Regions from separate parts of the Mus musculus genome. Here regions 1, 3 and 4 are each linked to region 2. The links are chromatin contacts, found by Hi-C in ENCODE. All regions are on one chromosome and are shown on one strand. Each heading gives the region's core, a stretch centred on a gene start or an enhancer-like site at or near the end of the contact. The rest is flanking DNA. Distances are from core to core; before and after follow the strand shown.

Region 1 (2,700 bases), core at 69-2,568, 2.6 Mb before region 2:
GATCCCAGACCTCAGTTTCCCTTGTCCGTTGCTCTGCTTTTGGCTGCTGCGTCCTCACCTTTCCGAGCCATTCTAGTTTTCTTTTGTAAATGTGCAGGTTGTATTTTGCAAAGTTGATACAATTCTAGATATATCTGAAATGAGAGAACCCCAATTGAGAAAATGCCTCCATATTGGCCTGAGGACAAGCTTGTGGTAGTATTGTCTTCATTGATGAAGGGCCCAGCTCAGTGCCGGCAATGAGGAGCCGTTTCTGGGTGCTATAAGAAAGCAGTGTGAGCAAGCCACACAGAGCAAACCAGTAAGCAGCATCCCTCCATGGCTTCTTCAGTTCCTGACCTGAGTTCCTGTCCTCACAGTGATGGACTTCCAATTGAAGTGAACTCTTTCCACCTCAAGTTGCATTGGGTCAATGGTGCTTTATCATAGCAATAGAAACCCTAACTAAGGCAGTCCATGCCATATATTTATTTAAAAAAAAAAAAAAAACCTCTGTTAGCACAGTGTGGAGCCTTTTCAAAGTAAGTTAAACTCACGCACCATTGTCTTTCTTAGCTTTCAGTTGGATGAGTCAGTCACGAAGAGTAAACAAAGATATTGCAGTAAAGGTCATGTTGTTAGCAACAGTGAGGGCTCTTCCAGGTACTGTCATTGCATTTCCTAGGTCCACCCATAGAGTTGTTCCGATGATAGGGAGAAGGTGCCCCTCCTTCTGGAAGTCAGCAGATAGTGAAGCCACTTTAAAGTTGAAAGTAGGCAATACTTAATAGGCAGGCTGAAACGGTTTCCGCAAGCCAGCTTCGTATGCAGACTGAGAATCCCTGCTGCAGTGGCAGATCCCTCCCCTGCCTTCATTGGCTTACTGTTGTTGTTGTTGTTGGTGGTGGTGCTACCGAAGGGTCTTACCCTTTGTGTGGACAGTGGCACAGTGACTTACAGACTGCATTGCGCTGTCTCTCATATGACCAAAGAACCATATGACAATGTAGTGTAGTGCCTGATAGTGGATGTCGACACTTCCCTCTTTGCCTTAACCCTAGTGTTAGCTGTCTTTAAGATGCCAGTGCAGGAGCCTACATCTAGCTGCGTTTGTTAGTGTCAATTGGGGTGGAGGAACACTGCCAGTCGGTCGTCGGGAGTTGCAGTCTGCCTGCTTTCTGCGTGGTCCGAGGCCCTTTCTTCCGGCATGCGAAGCCCGGGGATTCAGAGGATCGCTCCTCAGCTTGTAGGCGCCGCGCCTGTCACCCCGAGGCGCAGACCCGCGTGGGCTACGGTCAAGGCCAGCCCGGGCCCCGCCCCTCGGGGCGGCTCTGCGCATGCTCGGCGGTGCGGCCGGCAGAGCGGGCGGCGGCGACCTGGAGACCCCCGAGGGATGGAAGCGCCGGCGCCGGCGGAGACGGCGGGATGCGAGGAGCTCGGTGGGTGTCTGCCGGCCTGACCCAACCCGGGGCGTGGGCGTCTCCCGCGTTCGCAGTGAGGGCGCGTCGGCCTTCGCGTCCGCTGCGGCGGCATCCGGGCTCCCGGTGTCTCGCGCGCCTGGCCGTGGGGGGGGTAGGGGGTGGGGGTGTCTCTGCGCGCGCACTGAGCACTAGGGTGGCGGGATGGCGGGATGGCGGGGTGACGGCGTATGCAGAGACTCCAGGCAGAGGCTGGTGGGTCCCAGGACCCTGGCTGGCGTGAGTTCCTCTAGGACCAGCACAGAACAGTGGTCCCCAGGCCTGGCGGGGCCTTGCAGGTCGCTGCACCGAGTGTGAGGTCTGTCTGCCTTTGAGTTGTCAGTCTTTGTATGCCTGTCATTCTGTCCATCTGTCTGTCCACGGGCCTGTGCTTGTAGCACTGTGCGTCAGTGCGGGGAGTCGCCCCGTTTGTCCACGTCAAAGGGAGGCGGGAACTGCTGCCACTCTGTTTTTTTCCAGGATGCTTTAAGGAAGTTATCATTGTTTTCTTTTCTGAGCCTGGATCTCAACTCTGGGCATCTCCAGCTGAAGCCTCCGTTGACTCCTCGCTGCGCAGCTGTTCTAACGGGACATTGCTGCCTGAAAAATAGCACGTACCTGGGCTCTGACAGGCCCTGAGCGCTCTGTTTCCATGGTTTTGGAAGGCTTGCTTCTGTTTACTACTGCCAGAAAGAAAACAGAAGCCAGGATCAGGATAGAAAGATGTCCTCCTAGCAGCACACTGTGTTAAGAAATATTTCTTAAAGAAAGAGATTAAATTAAAACATACTTTGAAGTAATTTATAGACTGGCATGCCTATAATAATGTGCCAACACTTCATGGTTGTTTTCAACAAAGGTAGAAATTCTAAGTCTAACTTTCATTGAGAACAGACTGTCAAGCAGGGTGCTGTATACTATGCTAGCCAATGACTACTTGATCCACACTAGAATTCAGGGAGGCAAGTTCTTTTGTCTTGCAATTGTTCTTGCCTAAGGCAGGGCCTTGTTACTACAAACTCAAGTTTATGAGACTCTTCAGTTCAACCCATGTTGTTGAGCTGTGAGGAGATTGGCAGGAGCGGGATAGTATGTTATCATTAGCATGTATAAAGCTGGTGTGGTAGCAGTACACACTTGCAAACCCAGTGTTATGGGGCTGAGGCAAGCGGGCTGTCAGCCTATGCCACACAGTGAGTTCTAGGCCAGTGTGGTCCACACACTGAGGTCCTGACTCTGCCCTGCCCTCTGGAAAAGTTCATCT
Region 2 (2,700 bases), core at 143-2,642:
CACAACATGAGGACTCCCCCATGTTCTGACTCAGGAGAGGCGACACCCCAAATCACTCACCAGAAACTGTCTCGCTGCAAACTGCAAGAGGACTTTTAATTCAAGAGTGCTCACAGTCATACACCATGCAGGGGTAGAAGACCATGGCGCCCTGAGTAGCTGGGTAAAGGGGTATTTAAAGGAAGAAACCACAACTCAAGGAGGTGGGGAGGGCATTGTTGGAAAATACCAAAAATACCAGTTAAGAGTCACAAAGAAGTGCAGTCACAAGAGTCACAAGGAATACCTGGTAATTGTGGGGATTATTTCTCAAGACAGTTTCTAAGAGCCCCTAACAATAGCACATTTGCATAGCGGGTTCCAGCAATGGTCAGGGTGGGTCAGGGTGACTTTCTTTGAATGAACACTCCTTGAACCCAGGAAGCTGGTGGGTGGAGGAATATTGCTGTTTTATGATTAGCATCCCTTGGAGCATTGAGTCATAGAGGTCACATTCTCAAGCCTGGGCCTAAAGGCCTAGAATTTTGCTTTTACGTTATATTTTTTCACATTCATAACAATGACTATAAATGACTTAACAATGGCATAAAATGAAAATTCTATTAGCTTAAATAAATACATTATATTTTTTGTTGTAACACATAAGTTTGATATTTCTAGGCATAAAAAGAGATACAGAAAATGAGAATACTTTTATTATTGGGATTAGGAAGGTTGTGAATAGATCTTCATTAATAAACTTGGGATTATTGGTAAATTACAACTACTTTCCGTCATCAAAACAGTCTGCTATTTCAAAAGCATCATATAGAAAGCATGTGCTGAGGACCATACTGTTTGCAAGTTGCCTATTAATGTAATAATGTGTTTTGCACACTAAAAATGTCACAAGACCTACTGAAAGATTGAATGTAGGTTACGTGATGACTAACGTGAAATTTCAATTTAGAATTGTGATTGACTCTAGGACTGCACTCAAAACATAATTTTGCTCATTCTAAAGTCCTGTCTTTGTAAGACGACTTAACCTCAATTTTTGGTAACTGACGCAGTTCTAGAGGAGCATAAGAGCATAGGTTCTGACGCTGCATAAACCTGGACCGAGGGACCGGGAAAAGGGGCGGACCTCACCCCTCAATTACCCTCTGGCAAGCGACCGCGGCTGCGCAGTGAACTCGGCGTGCCGCGCAACACAAAGCACGCCGGGAGAATGCGGGGTGGAACACAAAGAGATCGCCGCTCGCCGAGTCTTCCGCTTCCTCCCCTGGTGTCTCATCTATAACTGTCCGGATCCACCCGACTGTGCTCACCTGTGGCAGTCCGGTAGGAAATCTGTCCACCGCCCGACGCTGGCCCGTCTTCCGGTCTCTTCTGCGCCTGTGCAACCGGAACGTTCGGGAAAATTCCTGAAGCAGTACCGGCGGCTTCCGGAAGCTAGCTGCGGCCTGAACAGTAGTGCTGGTGATTGCTGCGGTGATTCACTTCTAGTCCCGGGTGGTGTGGATTTCGCCGAGAAGACGGAATGGCGCTCTTGTGTTACAACCGCGGCTGTGGCCAGCGTTTCGACCCAGAGGCCAACTCGGACGGTAAGGAGGACCGTGGCCGGCAGCTTTCTCCAGGCCTCCCTCTCCGGACCCTTGGCCTCCTTCACCTGGCTTCACCTCTTGCGGTCCCCCGGAGCCTCCCAGCTCTCTCACCCTCTCTGGGAGCGCAGGGCCGGGCGCTTCGGTGTCCCCGGCGCCCCTCATTCCTCAGTGGGCATCCCCTGCACTTGCTCAATTCTAGGCTATCCAGACCCGGTTTACACTGTCACCGCCGTGATTCCTGGGCCTAAGAGGTATAAAGAGGTGCACACTATTAGACTTCTTGTTGCGTTTGAGTACTAGTGGAAAGCGTGTTGTCACTTGTCAAATTACTTGCTTTTTAAAAAACCGTGCTGGGCTCCGGAAATGACTGTTACACATCCGTTCCACAATAACGTTTTCGGCATACTTTTACTGGGGCCTGCAGTTTTAAACTACGCTATTCCAGCATAAAATGATCCCCAAGTGCTGTTCCAAAAGCCAGTGTGGTCAAATTTGGAATGCACAATGAAAGCAAGCACCTATGCTGGGTGAAACCAGAGGTGTGAATGAATCTCATTATTGAGTGGAGTATTTATGCAGATAACTGGGCTATTGCAGGAATAAACAACACTTACCTCCGATTCATCTAGTATGTATAGTATGGTCTTTATATCCATTCATATATACTCATTATATAACTGAACCACACTGAAGTATTTCATCACAGACTGGAACACCACGTGTTAATAACACAGTTCAGCTTTGTAAAAGAGGTTAAGACCAGTTCCTTAGATAATGATCTTGGTACACAAGTAAACTGGTAGCTTCTTTCAAAATGAGACTGGGACAGGATTTAAAGGGAAAGATGCAGCGAAGCCAGTGTATGAACACACGTTTAACTGTCATGATATGTACATATTCTACTTCAGTACTGAATACATTGATGCATTGTAGCCTGAGGCAATATTTTTAGGGTACTAAATTCCTGACCAAAGTTCAGGAGAGATACCAGCTTGTTGTTGGAAGTTTATCTGTCTTTGTGTGTGTGAAATGGAACCATAGGCTAGGAAAGCCACGAAAAAATAGACAGTCATCAATTTGGGGCACATACATCAAGGGAACACCAGTCAGCCGA
Region 3 (2,700 bases), core at 140-2,639, 2.9 Mb before region 2:
ACTCTGTAGACTAGGCTGGCCTCAAACTCAGAAATCCGCCTGCCTCTGCCTCCCGAGTGCTGGGATTAAAGGCGTGCGCCACCATGCCCAGCTTGAAACCATTCCTTTTCACAGAGAATTCTTTATCACAATTGTGGTCAGGACAAGTATGATCTTATTCATCACCTCATCTCTTTTGTCTAAAAAACTGTCTTGCATCTTATAAATAATTCAGCGTGGACTGAACGAGAAAGTGACTAATCCATATACAGTACTACATGGCAGACCCAGTCATGACTTCATCGAAGAACAAATGTCAAACAGTAGTAATTGCTTGAATTGAAAACCTTTTCCGCACTCGGGAGGCAGAGGCAGGTGGATTTCTGAGTTTGAGGCCAGCCTGGTCTACAGAGTGAGTTCCAGGACAGCCAGGGCTACACAGAGAAACCCTGTCTCGGAAAACAAAACAAAACAAAAAAAGCCTTTTCCAATACACTCCACTGAATTCTTAAGAAAATACTCCTGAGGATGGTTGAGGCTCCAAGAGAGGAACATTTTAAGTTGTCCTCCATAGGAGACAAGTATTCCTCCTGCATCTATTAAGTAGAATCCTGTTACCTGGCTTGTTCACTAGTCATTTCTACCCATGTGGACTCTTCAAGTTCTGTGTTTTAAGTGTCCAATAATGATGGACACAGTAGGGCTTATCTTGATAGATTTCCTTCTAAGGATTAGGCAGTATCTGACACACAGTAACCAAAAAATTAATAGATGTGGATGCAAGAGCCATTCATTAGCAAAAGGCAGAAGCCAAGTTTCAAATCCCTTGGGCCTTGTTAACTTTATTCCGTGTAAGGGGGTAATAGCCACCACACGTGGCTGTACTATATGTACGTGTGGCTTAATTACTACCCAACCGCCGAACACATTCTAATGTAAGACTGACGACAACCATTCGCTGCTGTAGGGTTTATTGCCTAGGCTGGTCTTGAACACGAGGCATTTCTCCTGCCTCAGCACTGCCTTGCATGTGCTGGGATTACAGGGTGAACTAACACTCTCGAATGAGACTGCCATTTTTTTCATAGCTTGAGTGTAGGAAGAGTACCAGAAGAGCTACGGGTGGCGGATGCCTCAGAAAGGCCGAGCTCTCTGTAGGGCCGGCCTCGGGGCGGTTTAAAGGGCCGGAAGGTTCGCCAGCCTGCTCGCGGCCAGCCAGAAGAACCCTGGCGGGCCTCCGTCACTCACCTGACAGCGTGTGTGGTCTGGCCTCACGACACACAGGCACCCGCACCCGGCCGGCTACCCAGCAGCCGTTTGGGTACCTGCGGGACAGCCATGACCCGGCTCTCGTCACTTCCGTCATTCAAACGGCCCGCCAATGGCGGGATCGGACGGCGGGAACCAGCTTAGGACCGCCTCCGCAGGGGCCGCCCGGAAGGCCGCGCCGTGCCAAGCCCCCGCCCACCTCCAGCTCGGCGCACGCGCAGCCCCGCCCACGTGCACGCACGCACGCACGCACGCGCAGCTTGCGCAACGGGCCATTATCCCTCTCAACTGTCAGGGTCTTGTCCCACTTGCTCTGTGGTGTTTTGTCGCCGGCAGTCAATCCTGGGTCGGGTTCAGAACATGAAGGAGGATGTGTGGAATCGGCGGAAGACTTGGACCAGGAAGTGCAGTTCACATACTATACTCTGACACCGAGACAACTCAGACTACCTTTATTTATACATCTAGTTTTCCACGTCTCTTTTAAGAACTTCCTATGTTCAACCAAGTGCACACTGTACTTCCTTCTCAGTCGCCACGGTTTCCTGCTAACCCATGAACAGTATCAAGAAAGATGAAATATAGATTGAGCACGTGGCTAATATCTAACCCAGCACATTGATACATAACCAATTGAGGATACAGTACAGAGAGGCGATAAACTACATACCCGAGAAATTCTGATTTAATTATTGACACCTAGCCTGTCCCCTTAGGAAATCTCATTCCTCTAGTGCCCAGGGCAAATTAGTAAACCGAGTCAGTTGCTCATCCTTGCTTGGTGTAACCTCTGAATATTCCTGTTAAGTCTTGGAACCAACAATCCAGAAAGACCTTCTTAAGCTTTTAATACCCATGTAACTATTGTTTGGAACAGCACTGTAGGGCAAATTGTTGGAACTAAGTAACCATAAGGAGAGAACATCTGGATGTTAGCTGGTGTACACAGACTAGGCCCTCTTGTTGACCAACCGCATCATTATTAACAAACACAGGAGTAGTGGTCTATTCCACTTTCATGGCCTCAGAGACAAATAGGAATGAATCACAGTCCAAACTTTCTGATTCTAGAGAAACATCTGTCACAAACAAAGTAAAAGCAAATACTTCCAATAACAAAGTCAAACACACAAATGCAAGGCAAAAGCGAACCAAGCATTCCTTGGGGAAAGGCCAGGAGATTCTGTTCCAATATCCCATAGGTCTTTGCCATGTGGGGACCCAACTCCTCAGGCCTTGCCATAAGGAGATCCATCTGCATTAAACTCATGCACCATTCCCAGCAGAGGCATGTTCACTTGGTCGCAAGTCTGGAAGAAGAGGTGTAGCAAGCACTTTTGGTTCAGTTGCCTGACACCCCTCTGTCATTTGCTGACCTGATGACTGGACAGCTCTACCCAGCTGGCGTCTTGGGCAGAAAGTACTCAAGTGGAAATCTGAGCTTGAGACATG
Region 4 (2,700 bases), core at 38-2,537, 2.1 Mb after region 2:
AAGCCAACACTGAAGAGAACATGATCTGCAGTCAGGAGCCAGGGAAAACCTTACAAAAACACTCAACATATGATAAAGCAACTACTGGCATGTCTCCGTCCTAAGACTACAAAGAACAAACATACAGATGAAATTTCCAGTCTCTTTTCTGCCCTCTCAAACCCCAAGCCCCTCGACACACACTCTCCACCTTCCCAGGAAAGGACAACCTCCTTCTGCTGAGGTCTCCTCTCTCTTTCATTATCATACTGCCTCTGTCAATCCTAACAAACAAGAACAATGATCTCCAAAGAGACTCAGGTGACACACTGAAAAAGGCAGTCCCAACACTCGCTAATACTTTAGGAAGAGGGAGAGATGACTATTTCCCACTCCCTTCAGCATCACTAACTCCAACATCTAGTATTTTTGGATTAAATCGCCATTTTTTTCTTTATTTTACCTATTACCATACAAAGACAGGAAAAATATAGCCCTCAACTTTGAGTCTTCATCAATTTGCAGTCTCATATTTATTTCCTTTATTAAATATTAAGCTTCTCCAATTGCTACAAGCTGCCCAAGAATATAGGCTGAATTTTGTCGCTTTGCCATAACCAACTATCCACATATACAAGAAATGACCAAATAAAACACCCATAAATAAATAAATAAAAACACTAATAAGTCATGTAACCACTTCCACAATGGAACATGTTATTTTGGGGAAACACATATTTTTCTGGTCATTGTCATTATTTGGTTCAGGATCAACTTTTATTTCCTTTAAGGCCAGAGCTATTTTTTTTTTCCATCAACACAACTCACCCAAACATTTTTTGCAGAAATAAATCAACCCGAATACTTCAATAGTCTCCACCCATTCCTCCTACAGGTCCTTGTTTTGAATCCTGTAGGTAGGGCCTAAGAAATTCCGCTACAATGAGTGAATACTGGTTTAAGGTTTTGTTTGTTGTTTTTTGTTTTTCCAGTACACACGCGTTTACAAGCACACCGACAACTAAAGAGATGGCTTTCTACCCAAATGTAACTAAGTGTTGGAAACAAATAAGGGACGTGCGAAGAGGATGCCGTATTTCTGACGACACACGCGTTTGTAAATACAAGGTGGCAAAGCCCTCTCAACAGCTTTCACCTCGCACTCACCTGAACTCGCCAATTCCTGAAAATAAAGACAGAGAACCAAGCGCGCAGCGGAGGTTCCGGCCGCGCTGGCCCGCACAGCCCGAGGAAGTGCAGCCGCCGAGGGGCGGACCCCGCCTCTGAGGAACAAAGGAGCTTCACACCCTAGAGCTCGCGCCGGAAGAGTCGGAAGGTAACACCGCCAACGGCACTTCCGCTCCCGGCCTGGGGCTGCAGGACCAGTTCCGACCACTGCGCGGGCTGTTTGGAAGACGTTCAGAGCAAGAATTTATTTAGTGTCGCCAGCGTCTCATACAAGTTGACGACCACAGAGATGGAAAAAGAACTCTGCAACCAAGGGCTGGAGCGTAAGAGACTGCGGAGGGCGGCTGATGTCACTGCTGTTTTCTTCGACTTAAGTGTCCTCCGGCTTCGGGCGCTTCAGTTTACCCTGAGTTTACGCCCCTTCAGGCAGGGCAGTTACCGATTCCTGCCCCAAGAGTGGCTTTACCCCAACTCGATTTAGAGACTGCTGGCCTGACAACCAGACCAACGACTGGAGTTGTGCCCGTGTGGACACAGGACAGACCTGTCAAAGCGCACACGTCACCCAGTGTTGCTCCTGTTAGGTTTGTGAGCCTTAATGCACCCACTTAAGTATCCAGGTACTTGTGTCTCTAGTCACAGAATTAGACGAGAAACACGCCTTTCGAAGTAAAGACAGTTTATTACGAAAAGGAAAGTAGGGTGGATGAGATGGCTCACAGAGTAAAGAAGCTTGCCTCCAAGCCTGATGATAACCTCAGTTCAAGACCCGATGAGCGAGCCGAACTTCCACAAGTTGTCCTCAGGCCGGCACACGTGCACCTGCACTCTTAACCACATTATACAAAATAATAACTAAAAGAAAATTGGGACCAGGCATAGTGACCCACACTTTTTTTATTAGATATTTACTTTATTTACATTTCAAATGTCCCCTTTCTTGCTTTCCCCTCCGAAAACCCCCTATCCTTTCTCCCCTCCCCCTGCTCACCAACCCACCCACACCTGCTTCCTGGCCCTGGCATTCCCTAAACTGGGGCATAGAACCTTCACAGGACAAAGGGCCTCTCCTCCTATTGCTGACCAACTAGGCCATCCTCTGCTACATATGCAGCTGGAGCCATGAGTTCCACCATGGGTACTCTTTGGTTGGTGGTTTAGTCCCTGGGAGCTCTGGGGGTACTGGTTAGTTCATATTGTTATTCCTCCTATAGGGCTGGAAACCCCTTCATCTCCTTGGGTCCTTTCTCTAGCTCCTTCATTGGGGACCGGACTCTTTTGAGACCCACACTTTTTTAAATTCAGAGTTTGCAAGAGTCGGAAACAGTGTGAGTTGAGTCCAGTCAAGTCTACATAAATAGTTTCAAACTAGTCAGGAATATAGGGTCACACACAAGAGAAAGAAAGGAAGGAAAGGGCTTAAAGGGGGTGAGGAGCACTCTTGAGAATGGGAGTGGTCTAGAGAGCAAAGAGCCTAGAAAATGAAATCTGTTCCTTATGACCCTTATCATGACATTTATATAGTACCTGCCA

Evidence for each region. A loop is a pair of places that touch in the nucleus more often than their neighbours do.
Region 1: a map of left cerebral cortex shows a loop between it and region 2 (2.3-fold over the local background). The contact joins the promoter of Slc36a4 here to the promoter of Chordc1 in region 2. A Hi-C loop is called at or near these places in 2 of 37 maps with a recorded cell type or tissue (T-helper 1 cell and left cerebral cortex).
Region 3: a map of heart shows a loop between it and region 2 (8-fold over the local background). The contact joins the promoter of Cep295 here to the promoter of Chordc1 in region 2. A Hi-C loop is called at or near these places in 11 of 37 maps with a recorded cell type or tissue (Patski, T-helper 1 cell, T-helper 17 cell and 4 more).
Region 4: a map of v-Abl transformed pro-B cells shows a loop between it and region 2 (7-fold over the local background). The contact joins the promoter of Zfp560 here to the promoter of Chordc1 in region 2. A Hi-C loop is called at or near these places in 4 of 37 maps with a recorded cell type or tissue (T-helper 17 cell, T-helper 2 cell and v-Abl transformed pro-B cells).

The regions. Positions count from the first base shown.
Region 1 is chr9:15,708,420-15,711,119 of GRCm38, forward strand. Slc36a4 (solute carrier family 36 (proton/amino acid symporter), member 4) reads left to right here and starts at 1,319. Exons shown (of 11, transcript NM_172289.5): 1 at 1,319-1,418. The coding sequence starts at 1,373.
Region 2 is chr9:18,290,875-18,293,574 of GRCm38, forward strand. Chordc1 (cysteine and histidine-rich domain (CHORD)-containing, zinc-binding protein 1) reads left to right here and starts at 1,393. Exons shown (of 11, transcript NM_025844.2): 1 at 1,393-1,586. The coding sequence starts at 1,523. Gm51667 (a long non-coding RNA gene) reads right to left here and starts at 2,391. Exons shown (of 4, transcript XR_003948105.1): 1 at 2,201-2,391; 2 at 1,311-1,830.
Region 3 is chr9:15,356,399-15,359,098 of GRCm38, forward strand. It overlaps Cep295 (centrosomal protein 295), which reads right to left and starts at 1,390. Exons shown (of 27, transcript NM_176976.4): 1 at 1,228-1,390. The coding sequence starts at 1,345.
Region 4 is chr9:20,383,871-20,386,570 of GRCm38, forward strand. Zfp560 (zinc finger protein 560) reads right to left here and starts at 1,288. Exons shown (of 7, transcript NM_001004190.3): 1 at 1,147-1,288.